2 separate regions of the Homo sapiens genome follow, and region 1 is linked to region 2. A link is a contact called in ENCODE Hi-C or POLR2A ChIA-PET data. All regions are on one chromosome and are shown on one strand. The core of a region is the stretch at or near the end of the contact, and the rest is flanking DNA. Distances in the headings are between cores, read along the strand shown.

The links. Hi-C counts contacts between places; a loop is a spot of excess contacts on that map. ChIA-PET counts read pairs that join two places held with the same protein, here RNA polymerase II (POLR2A). Pooled maps may share reads with other maps.
Region 1: a loop to region 2 is called in a pooled map, with 2.6 times the contacts of the local background. The contact joins two enhancer-like sites. A Hi-C loop is called at or near these places in 15 of 168 maps with a recorded cell type or tissue (CD14-positive monocyte, CD4-positive, alpha-beta T cell, CD4-positive, alpha-beta memory T cell and 11 more), 2 of 37 single-sample maps with no recorded cell type and 14 of 50 pooled maps. POLR2A ChIA-PET finds 5 or more read pairs at or near these places in 13 of 52 experiments (BJ, CD4-positive, alpha-beta T cell, CD4-positive, alpha-beta memory T cell and 10 more).

Annotation. Positions count from the first base shown.
Region 1 is chr3:45,102,701-45,107,836 of GRCh38, reverse strand. All of the region lies in intron 4 of CDCP1 (CUB domain containing protein 1), which reads left to right. Among named protein-coding and RNA genes, the nearest start is that of CDCP1, 41 kb to the left of the region's middle. Within about 2 kb of position 2,361, at least 4 of the 41 ENCODE cell types and tissues checked have a DNase peak (open chromatin) inside an H3K27ac peak, as active enhancers do.
Region 2 is chr3:45,032,241-45,038,035 of GRCh38, reverse strand. It overlaps CLEC3B (C-type lectin domain family 3 member B), which reads right to left. Exons shown (of 3, transcript NM_003278.3): 3 at 1,965-2,512. The coding sequence ends at 2,112. It also overlaps the pseudogene RNU5B-3P. Among named protein-coding and RNA genes, the nearest start is that of CLEC3B, 8.8 kb to the right of the region's middle. RefSeq lists a silencer at 2-51 and enhancers at 2,761-2,820, 2,292-2,939, 2,991-3,060, 2,940-3,589. Within about 2 kb of position 1,980, at least 21 of the 41 ENCODE cell types and tissues checked have a DNase peak (open chromatin) inside an H3K27ac peak, as active enhancers do.

The sequences.
Region 1 (5,136 bases), core at 1,112-3,611, 69 kb before region 2:
CCCTCATTCTTTATTCTCTCTCATTTGCTAAGTGTTTGTAGGCAGCTTGTATTGCTGGCAGCATAGCCCCATTAAGGATAATGACCTGGAGTTGGCCTGCATGGATTTGAATCTGGTTCCCCCACTTACTTTGACCATGGGCAAGTCACTTCACCTCTTTGTGACCCAGTTGCTCATCTGTAAAGTGGAAGTGGTAAGACTGTCCTCATCGGGGTGTTGTGAGGACAGTGTGAGGTAGCACAGTGCCTGGCAGGTAGTGAGCGCTCTTTAAATGTTTCCTGCAGGGTTCTAGGTCAAGGCAGGCATGCAGGGTTAGAAAAGACACAACACGGGCCGGGCGCGGTGGCTCATGACTGTAATCCCAGCACTTTCAGAGGCCGAGGTGGGAAGATTATAAGGTCAGGAGTTTGAGACCAGCCTGGCCAATATGGTGAAACCCCATCTCTACTAAAAATACAAAAAATTAGCCGGGCGTGGTGGCAGGCACCTGTAGTCCCAGCTACTCAGGAGGCTGAGGCAGGAGAATCGCTTGAACCCGGGAGGTGGAGGTTGTGGTGAGCCAATATTGTGCCACTGCACTCCAGCCTGGGCAACACAGCAAGACTCCATCTCAAAAAAAAAAAGAAAGAAAGGAAAGAAAGACACAACACTTGTTCAAACAAAGAGATTAGACTGTGGCTCCAGAAATGATTGGTAGGATGCAGCAAGTCACTCATGGAAGGAATTCCAATGGCATGTGGTGAGGTTGGAGGCAGGAGAGTGGACCGCAGCTGGTAGGAATACTAAGGGGAGACTCTGGGCAGAGTCTGGCCCTTCTCAGGCTGTGCAGGAGGCCCCATCTGTGCCAATGGTGTGTGCCGCTCATGATCACTGGAAGAGCTCTATGTGCTGCTCCTGCTTTCTTAGCCTTGGAGGTGAGAAAGAAGCTGAGAGAGGGGCCTCAAGGTGACTGAGTTTTGGGTCAGAGCCTCTGCCCTTGCTTCTCCTGTGAGTGCTAGAGGAAAATCTCCTGGGGCTAGTTTCCCCCTCGACCCCTTCACTGCTGCACCTCTCTGAGTCCAACCCAGGCTTTGCCCTAACTTGACCTTCCTTTGTCCCCAGAAGCAGGGGAACAACTACCCAGACCAAAGCCACTACCCCAGGAGTGCACTTGTGGGTGGTTTGCATTCTTCACACAACATGGATTTATCTGTCTCCACGTCTGCATCTTACTAAACTCCTCCCAGTCAGGAATCTTGTCTTATTGCTCTTTCTATTCCCACCACAGCTTCCGACACATTCCAGGCCCTCCATAAATCCGTGTTGCACCAATCTCAGGAGTCAGCATCTTTTCCAAAGTGGCTCAAGAGCCAGTTGCACCATAAGAACCCACAGCCCATCTGAAGGGGCAAGGCAGATACAGTGAAGTGGGGCACCCATGAGAGCAGCTGCTTGGTGGTGGGGCAGACAAGGAGAAGGGCATCAGAAATAAGAGCAAAGGCAGAGCCTGGAGACCTTCTCAAACCAAAGTGCAACCATAGAAAGCCAGAGCCTCAGCAGGGGTGGAGAAAGCTGTGAGAGGCACCAGCCAGCCCAAACCCCTCATTATCTACAGCAGGACCTGAGCACAGTGGGCCCAGGCTACAAAAAAACAGACAGGTGTTACCTTGAACCTAATTGTCCAAAAAACAAGATAAAAATATCTACCATCAGTCCTCTCTACTTTGCTGAGAAACATCAGGTAGGTTCAAACTAGACCCAGAGAACTCCTGTAGGGAGTATTTTTCCATGGCTTGACCACAAACATCCTGTGTTTTGAGTCATGTACAATTACCCAGGAACTGAGGAATAACTGATGTGGCCATCCGTGACCACATCTGTAAGCAGTGATAGCTTCAGCTGCCCACAGTGTGCAAACCACGGGTGTCTGAGAGCTCAGTTCATGTTCACCTCTACCACACAAATCTTGTTTTTAAGTGCTCCACAATGCACCCTCTCCTTTCTTTTTTGATATCACAAGATTACCATGTCATGCCTGATGTTATTACCACTTTCACCAGGCAGCCTGTTTCTCTCTTTGTATAATTTCTAAAGGTTCAAGTGGCCCTGCTGATAATGATTATGTGAGTTAATGGTACAGTATTCTACCCATCTATATTATATTCTACCCATCTATATATCTACCCATCTATAAGGCTTTAGGGAGAGCCTTCTAGCCTACTAGCCTACTGCTTTATGCATCCTCTTCTAGCTTTTGGAAAATCTGTTTGCTTTCCTGAAAATACCAAACAAACTATTATCTTCAAAACCCATGGGCTTCTGGGTGATCATGAGTCACATACGACAAGCAGATGTGCATTTCCAGTGTGTTACACAGGACGCTTTGTTAACCACTCTGGGTGAATGCTGGTTGTGGAAGCAGATACATTGCTCCTTTTTTGGCTTTTACAACCTCCAGAAGCCACCTGGAACCTTAAATAATTATTGGATTTGTTTTTGCTTCTTGTTTTTTGTTTTTGTTGGGTAACTTGTGTTCCATGAGTCTTAAATTTGTCCTGCTGAGCTGATAGGTATTATGGCCTTTGACTTACTCCCATTGAGTCCATTTCCAAAAAAAATTGTCTATCTATAGATACCACAAAAATGATTAGGGGCCTTTATGAAACATCAGTCAGTAACCCAATCCCTTCAAAGGTCCCCAGTGTGGCTTTTACAACAGTGTCAATAACTATTAAATAGTGAAGGGTTTTCTTTTGGTGGCAGGTGGGGGTTAAACATCAGGCTCAAATGTTTTGTTTGTTTGTTTTTTGAGACAGAGTTTTGCTCTTGTTGCCCAGGCTGGAGTGCAATGGCACGATCTTGGCTCACCGCAACCTCCGCCTCCTGGGTTCAAGCGATTCTCCTGTCTCAGCTTCTCAAGTAGCTGGGATTACAAGCCCACCATGCCCAGCTAATTTTGTATTTTCAGTAGAGACAGGGTTTCTCCATGTTGGTCAGACTGGTCTCAAACAATCGACCTCAGGTGATCTGCCCACCTCAGCCTCCCAAAGTGCCAGGATTACAGGCGTGAGCCACCACACCCAGCCTCAAATGTTTTTTATATGAAGGCATCTGCAATGTTGTAGAAAAACTATGGGATTCTTTCAAGGCAGGAAACTGTGTCCAGATCACAGATCTGCCCCTTTATTAGGGAACATTGAGCGGTTAATTTGCAACCTTCTCAGCTGTAAAATAACAATAGTCATTCCTCCTTCCCCCCATGTTGTGAGGGTGAGATAAGGCAACTTGTCAAAGCACACAGACCTCACTGAGTAAAGATCTGTCTTGTCTTTCCATAGATTTATGAATGTTAATAGGTAATTTTACATTTAAAACACCCATCTGTGAGAGATAAGGGCTGCACATTTCCACCCTGTTTTGCCTGCTGAAGCCACATATGAAAACATTCTGTAGGCAGCAGGGAAATTAACTGTGTCTACCCCTCAGGTTCCTCAGGTTATTTTGAGATCCAACCAAAAGAAGTGTGGAAAGAAATGTGTAAAATGACTAATGAATGAGGTGCAAATGCAAAATAGAAAGTGGAATGAAGTGTGATATTACAGAGAGCCTCCTCATAACGGGCAGTCTGTCTTGCCCCCAGAATCAATAAACTGGGCTTCTGTTTTAGCTGGGACATGAGGTATCTCACCACAGTCCACCTGATTATTATACAGTAATTTTCAAAAGAAATATAAACTGTAAAACCACAATAGTGTTTCACACCCACTAGAATAGCTAAAACAAGAAAGGCTGAGAACATCAAATGATGGTGAGAATGGACGGCAACAGAACTCTTATGGAGTGCTCCTGGGAGTGTCAAATGGTGTGACCACCTGGGAGAATTGTCTGGCAGATTCTTATGAAGTTAAACTTACACCTACTCTCATAGTCCATTTAGTGTTGCCATAACAGAATACCTGAGACTAGGTAATTTATAAAGAAAAGAGATTTATTTGGCTCACGATTCTGGTGACTGGAAAGTCCAAGAAGCATGGCACCAGCATCTGCTCAGCTTCTGGTGAGAGCCTCTTGCTGTGCCATAATATAGCAGAGGAGTGGCAAGGGAAACGGGCATGTGTGAAAAAGATGAAAACATGAGAGGCAGCCTAGCTTTATAACAGCCCACTCTTGTGAAAACTGATCCACTCCCATGGAACTAACCCAGTCTTGTGAGAAAGAGATTAATCTGTTTTAACAACCTAATCACCTCTTAAAGGCACCACCTCCCAACATTGCCCCACTGGGGACCGACCACACCTCAATATGAATTTGGGTGGGGACAAGCTATATTCAAAGCATAGTGCTTACCTATGAGACCTAGGTATTTACTCAAGAGAAAGGAAACTATGTGTCTACTCAAACACTTGTACAAGGATATTCATAGCAGTCTTATCCATAAAAGTCAAAAACTGAAAACAATCTAAATCACCAACAGAGGAATGGATAAACAAATGTGATATGCTCGCTCATGGAGTACTACTCAGGAATAATAAGGGAAAGAACGACTGATACCCACAGCAACATGGATGAGCCCTAAAAACATCATTCTGCAGAGAGAAAAAAAGCCAGAGACAAAAGAGTATGTACCGTACAATTCCATTTCTATGAAGTTCCAGGGCAGCCAGAATCTGCAGTGATAGAAATCAGAAAATCGTTGCCTTTTAGGGGATGGGAAGTTGGGGGAAACTGACTGGAAAAGAGCACAAAGGAAACTCTGGGATGATAAGAATGTTCTAGATCTTTCTTTGGGTGATTGATACAATGGATATAACAAAATTGTACAGACTCATCACACTGAACACTTAAGATCTGTGTATTTTATTATGTGTAAATTATTTGTCAAAAAAAAAAAATCAAGACCAAGTATGGTGGCTCACGCCTGTAATCCCAACGCTTTGGGAGGCCGAGGCAGGCATATTTGGTTGAGCCCAAAGGAGTCTGAGACCAGCCTGGGCAACATGGCAAAACCCTGTCTCTACAAAAAATAGCTGGGTGTGGTGGCATGTGCTACTAGGGAGTGGTCCCAGCTACTAGGGAGGCTGAGGTGGGAGAATCGCTTGAGGCCAGGAGGCGGCGGCTGCAGTGAGCCATAAACTCCAGCCTGGGTGACAGAGTTGA
Region 2 (5,795 bases), core at 731-3,230:
ATTGAAGGACAGGTATACTCAATTCGAAGTATGCAGATCTCAGCAGCCCAGATGTAAGCACATGGGTGGTAGATGAAAGATGGGTGATGATACTCTTGCCCATACTGCCACCTGCTGCTGGAAGTGGAAAATGCCGACTGTCTTCCCAAAGAGTGTCACAGCAGTCGACCAGGTTCCACACTCACACGCAGAGGCATGAGTGCCCTCTTGTGGGCAGCCACCCAGTTCAGGAACTTTAAAAAAACCCTGTTCAGCCGTGCCTGGTGGCTCATGCCTGTAATCCCGGCACTTTGGGAGGCCGCGGCCGGCGTATCACAAGATCAGGAGATAGAGACCATCCTGGCTAACACGGTGAAACCCCGTCTCTACTAAAAATACAAAAAATTAGCAGGGCGTGGTGGCAGGCGCCTGTAGTCCCAGCTACTCGGGAGGCTGAGGCAGGAGAATGGCGTGAACCCAGCAGGCGGAGCTTGCAGTGAGCCGAGATCGTGCCACTGCACTCCAGCCTGGGCGAGAGAGGGAGACTCCGTCTCAAAAAACAAACAAACAAAAAAAACAAAAAAAAAAGCAGAACAAAACAAAACAAAACAAAACCCTGTTCACCTATATCCCGCTAGGAAGCTGAGTGAGGGATGAAAAGAATCCAAGACTCGGAGTTACAAGATGTAGATTTCAGTCTAAGCTTTGCCTCTCGCTTGCTGAGGGGTCTGGAACATACCACATCACTCTTCTGAAGCAGTTTCTGGGCTTATGCCAATGGATCTCATCACCTCCTCCAACAATCGTTGAAATTGTTGAATTTCAAGAGGTCCTTTCTGTGATGATGAGGAACAGGCTGCCTGGCATGAAGTACGTACATAATTCTCTGTAAGCTGCCTCCCCCAACCACCCCATCTCAATCGATCAAATCAAACTATCATCCACTTATTATTACTGAAGGCGAGACACACTAGAAGACAACCAGAGAGAAAAAGTTACTGCAGAAGCCCAGACAGTGGAGCACTGGCGGTGGCTGAAGGATAAGGAAGACTCCCCCAGGAGGGGTCACTAGAGCCAGGCCCACGATGGCTGGGTGGGCCAGGTCAGGCCAAGAGCTGGCCAACAGCCTCTGAGGACCACTGGGCCACTTCTCTGATGTTTTATTTCAGTGACGTTCTGGCCACACGAAGCAAGCATTGCAGTGGTGGTGGAAAGGCCAAGGCCTTTGGAAACAGCCCTGGGTTAAATCCCGGCTCTGCTACTTACCAGCTTCAGGACCAGTGGAAGTCCCCAAACCTCCCTGAGTTTCAACTCACTTTGCTTATTTTAAATGGTGATAATAGCACAGCTTGTCCTGGGTGGATCACGTGAAATAAGACAACGTATTTAAAATGCCTGCGCCTGGACCCCTGAGCAGCTTTCTGTGAAGAGTGGGAAGGAAAAGGACGCACGGGTCGGGCAGTGCTGGCCGTCGTATTTGGCTCCCGGGATGTCCTGAGGAAGAAGGGGAATGCCCAGCTCCCCACTCCCCGCCGACCCCATAGCAAGAGTCAGCATGTCAGTGCCTCCCAGAAATAGATCTACAGCAGGAGAGGTCAGCAGTGGGGGCATCCCCCTAGAAATGGGGCGGGGGGTGGGGGCGATGCTGGATTCCAGCAGATGGAAACGATTCTACAAAAAGAAGCCTGGAGCTTTGAATAGAGCTGTAACGTAAATAAAATATCGTGTCAGTGTTAGTTTCCTGGCTTTGGTAACTGTGCTGTGCTTAGCAGCAGACCGGGGCGTTTTCATCTCCCTATTCTTTCCCTCCTTCCTCTCCTCAGTCCTCCGCTCATTCCCACCCTCCTGTGGCATGAAGCGCGTGTGCTCAGCTCGCCCTCCTTCACCTCCTCCCTTCTCGCCTACTTCATCACGGAGGGAGCTTTCGAACCGGCTCCTGGGACCTCCTCCCCGCCCCGCGGACACAGCACAGACTGCAGCGCCTCTCCTCTCCGCGAAGCTGCACCAACTTTATTTGCAAAAAGAGGCTCCAAGCGCACGGAGAGGATGGGGGCTGCAAGGTCCCCACCCTCCTCCCGGCCTCCCGCGGCCCCTGCCCTCCTCCAGGCCCCCCACGGCCCCCGCCCCGCCGGCTACACGATCCCGAACTGGCAGATGTAGGGCAGCTGATCGCGGCAGCGCTTGTCGAACCACTTGCCGTTGGCCGCGCCTGACAGGACCGCGCAGTTCTCGGTCTTGCCGCCATCGGGTTGCGCGGTGATCTCAGTCTCCCAGTTCTTGTAGGCGATGCGGGCGCCGGTCATGTCCACCCAGGTGCCCTCGGCCGCCATGTCGTTGAGGCCCAGCCAGATCTCGGCCTCGTTGCCCACGCTCTGGCGCAGGTACTCATACAGGGCGTCGTTCTCCGAGCCAGTCTGAGGGGTGCCCAGGGTGCCCCCGCGCGAGATGCAGTCCTCGCTGGCCTCGTGGAAGGTCTTCGTCTGGGTGAAGGCCAGAAAGCATTTCATGTGCACCTTGGTCCCCTTCAGGCAGACTGGGAGTGGGGAGAAATGGCTGTCACCGAAGGTCCCCCTGTTCCCCAGGCAAAGAGCCAACCGCCCAGGCCAAGCCCACCGTCCTCCATCCCATCCCGTTTATCCCATCAGTCCTGACAGCCCCTTAGACCCAGGCAAAAGGGGTCCTGATGGTTCATGCACTTTGAGGACCTGGCTGTGGTGGCCACTAATGTACAGATCCAGATCCCCACTCAGGAGGTCTTGGTGCTCCCGCGGCTGGGAGAAAAGGCAGCCCTTGTGCTACAGAAGCACCCAGCCCCAGCTGACACCCCTTCCCAGGCCTCCACCTCAGTCATTTCTGGCCTTTACCCACCCCATCTCCTTGGGTCACAGAGGCTGGCCTGGTGCCTGCACTGCAGCTCAGCTCTCCCTCTGCCCACTTCCTCTTCCCCCCGCCCCCACATGTGTGGCTCCTAGGGCTCACCCTAACAAATTAGCTCTGTCTCAGAGTCAGCTTCCCAGGGAGCCCAGCCACAGCCACCTGCTCTGGTTCTCCTTCCTCCATGCCCCTCCCTAAGATCAAGCAGCTTGCAGGGCCAGGGCACCTGCCCACCTACAGCCTAGGCCACACTTCATGTACCCAGGGCCCCAAATCCCTACCCAAACAGCCCAAGCAAGCTTCCAGGGCCTGCCAAGTGCCTTTTGCAGGGTCAGTTCTCCTGAGGGCTGGTAGGGTGGGGCTGAGTGGATAGAGCTGAGACTGCAAGAGAGAAGACAGGAAGTGCTGGGCACAGGCTGTGGTCAGAGGCCGGCGATCAGGCAAGGGACTCTGAGGTGTCCACAAATTCTCAGTTTGAGCCTGGCCCCAAAGGTTGTGATGAAGGCACATATTTGGTCAAGTTAGGAGGATAAAATCTATTTTTGTTTTGCAGTTTGCATTTTCAGCTTGATTTCTAGCTGAAATATCTAGACATACTCTGATTTCTCCTGAGATCGTATAAATCGTTCACCTTTTACTAAAGATTTCTGTGGAAAGGAATATCTTGACAGACAGGTGTATGTCTGCATTTGTCCTCTTGCTGGTGACCCCACCACTTTGGGGGATGTCTGCACTCCCCTCTATCCATTCCCACTCAGTTACTTCCATTTCACTCAACAAATATCAATGGACAGCATCCCAGTGTCCCCATGGGCATCTGACACCACAACCGACTTTAAACATGGGGCCTGAAGCATTACAGAGGTGTCTACCCACAGACTCTGCCCCAAGTCAGCTGTCCTACCTCGTGCTATCCTACAGCTTAGCCAAGCGGCCTTCATTGCCTTTCCTTCCTGCTGGTAACACTGACGTGCTACCTAGACTTTTGTTGGGGATGAAGGATTCACTGCCCTGGCTGCCAGGAATGCTGCAGGAAGAAAGTCCTCAGCTTTCAGCCTCCTGCAGGGACTGCCTCAGCAGAAGACAGCCATCTCTTCCAAGGCCGTGCCCCTCCCTAGAGCAGCCTACACCCAAGACTGACCCATAAGCCCTCTTGCCCCGACTCAGGACAGTGCCGAAGGGTCATCCCGTCATCAGGGCTCCTGAAGTCAGCTGAGGCTTTCGTGGCACCACAGTACAGCTCGACTTCTCCTTCTGCCCACTCCTGCTTCCTTCCATCCCTTCCCTAGCACAGGGGTTGATCCTGAGGGTATCTCCTGATAAGTCTCCTGTGGGTTAAACTCCATCTCAGAGTTGCTTCCTAGGACCCTCACCTGAACCTCCCTCCAACACATAGGTAGTCCTCAGTCAATGCTACTTCTCGTGATACTATCATTGCTGCCAACATTTTGTTGCTCTGGTCTATTCATGATCCTGTCGATTTATGCTAGTCCTCCACACCTCTGCTCCTGCCCTGCCATCTGCTTGGAATCAACCCTCTTTATCTTCTCTGATTCCTACACAGCTTTCAAGGGCTCAAGTGATTCCATGAATATATTGAGGTTCCCAGGGAGCAGGGCCCTGGCTGCATCACCTCTGCCTCCTTGTGCCTGGCAGAGATGTACCAGGTGGGAACCTCCCATGTGTATGCTGGTTGGAGGAGGGAAAGGTTGCCCCCTGATTCCTTCAACTCTGGTTAGGTCAACAGAGCTCTGCAATGCTTTGGGTGGGTTTATTGAAAAGGTGATCTTTGGGTTGTGAGGACAATGAACAGGAGAAGGCCCCAAGAAGCCCAGCAGCTTCCTAGAAATCAGCAGACATGGGGGCTTTCATATGTCATGCTTTGGGCCTCCATATGTCATGAACTTTTTTCAGGGAGGTCCCCACCTCATTACCTCACCCCAGGTGGCAGTTGATGCCTGGGTTACATTGACTTTGCACAGCACAGAGCTTAGACATGAGAGAGACCTTAGAGTTTACCCTGCCTACCTTACAGATGAGGAAACTGAGGCTCAGAGTGGCACTGGGCTCATTCTAAACATACCCGCTGTGCCAGGCACTGTTGCCTCCAAATCCCTTCTCTCTTGTCCACCTCCACTATAGAGGCTGGAAAAGCTACATTCTTGCATTCTCAGATGTTCTTAAAGCTGCAGGTGGCCATATGATAGATTTCTTGTCAATGAGATGGAAGTGGAAGACTACGTTCCCTATAAATGAGACAGATGTGGTTGGGCTACTCTTCCTCCTTCTTGCCTTGAATGCACTCATGATGCCTGGAGTTGGGGCAGCCATCTGAAGACCATGAGGTGAAACTTCTGAACAAAAACTTATAACTACCTACTTGCAGACTTACTTTTTGTTTAAGCCACTGATAGGTTTCCTATTACATGAAGTCAAAAACACCTCTGGAGATGCTCCCTTTCTCGAGCACTCTCTTCCTACCTGCCATGCCAAGCAAGCTGTCCAAAGTTACATGTTTGTCCTTCCTTCAACAGAGATTGACTGAGTGTTGCTATGTGGCAGGCACTATGCTGGGCAGGGTAGTGGAAGAGACAAGGGCAATGAAAAGCAAACATGGCCCTTGTGTTCTCAGGGCTTACTATAGTCTAGTGGAGGCAGCAGACACAAATCAGGAAATGAGTGTATCATTACAGACTGCAGTCAGTGTGATAAAAGAAAGGACACTGTTCTGGGAGAGCTTATAACTGAGGAGCTGATTGAGATGAGGGATTAGTGACTCCTGAGAAGATAATGCTGGAGGCATTTATTAGGTGGATCTTGGGGGAGCAATTCAGGTTGCCCAAACAGCACATGCAAAGGCCCTGTGGTGGGAGTGCAGAAGGATGGCAGTGTGAATGCTGAAGGAAAGCATATGAATGGGAGGGAGTGTGTAAAACCATCCG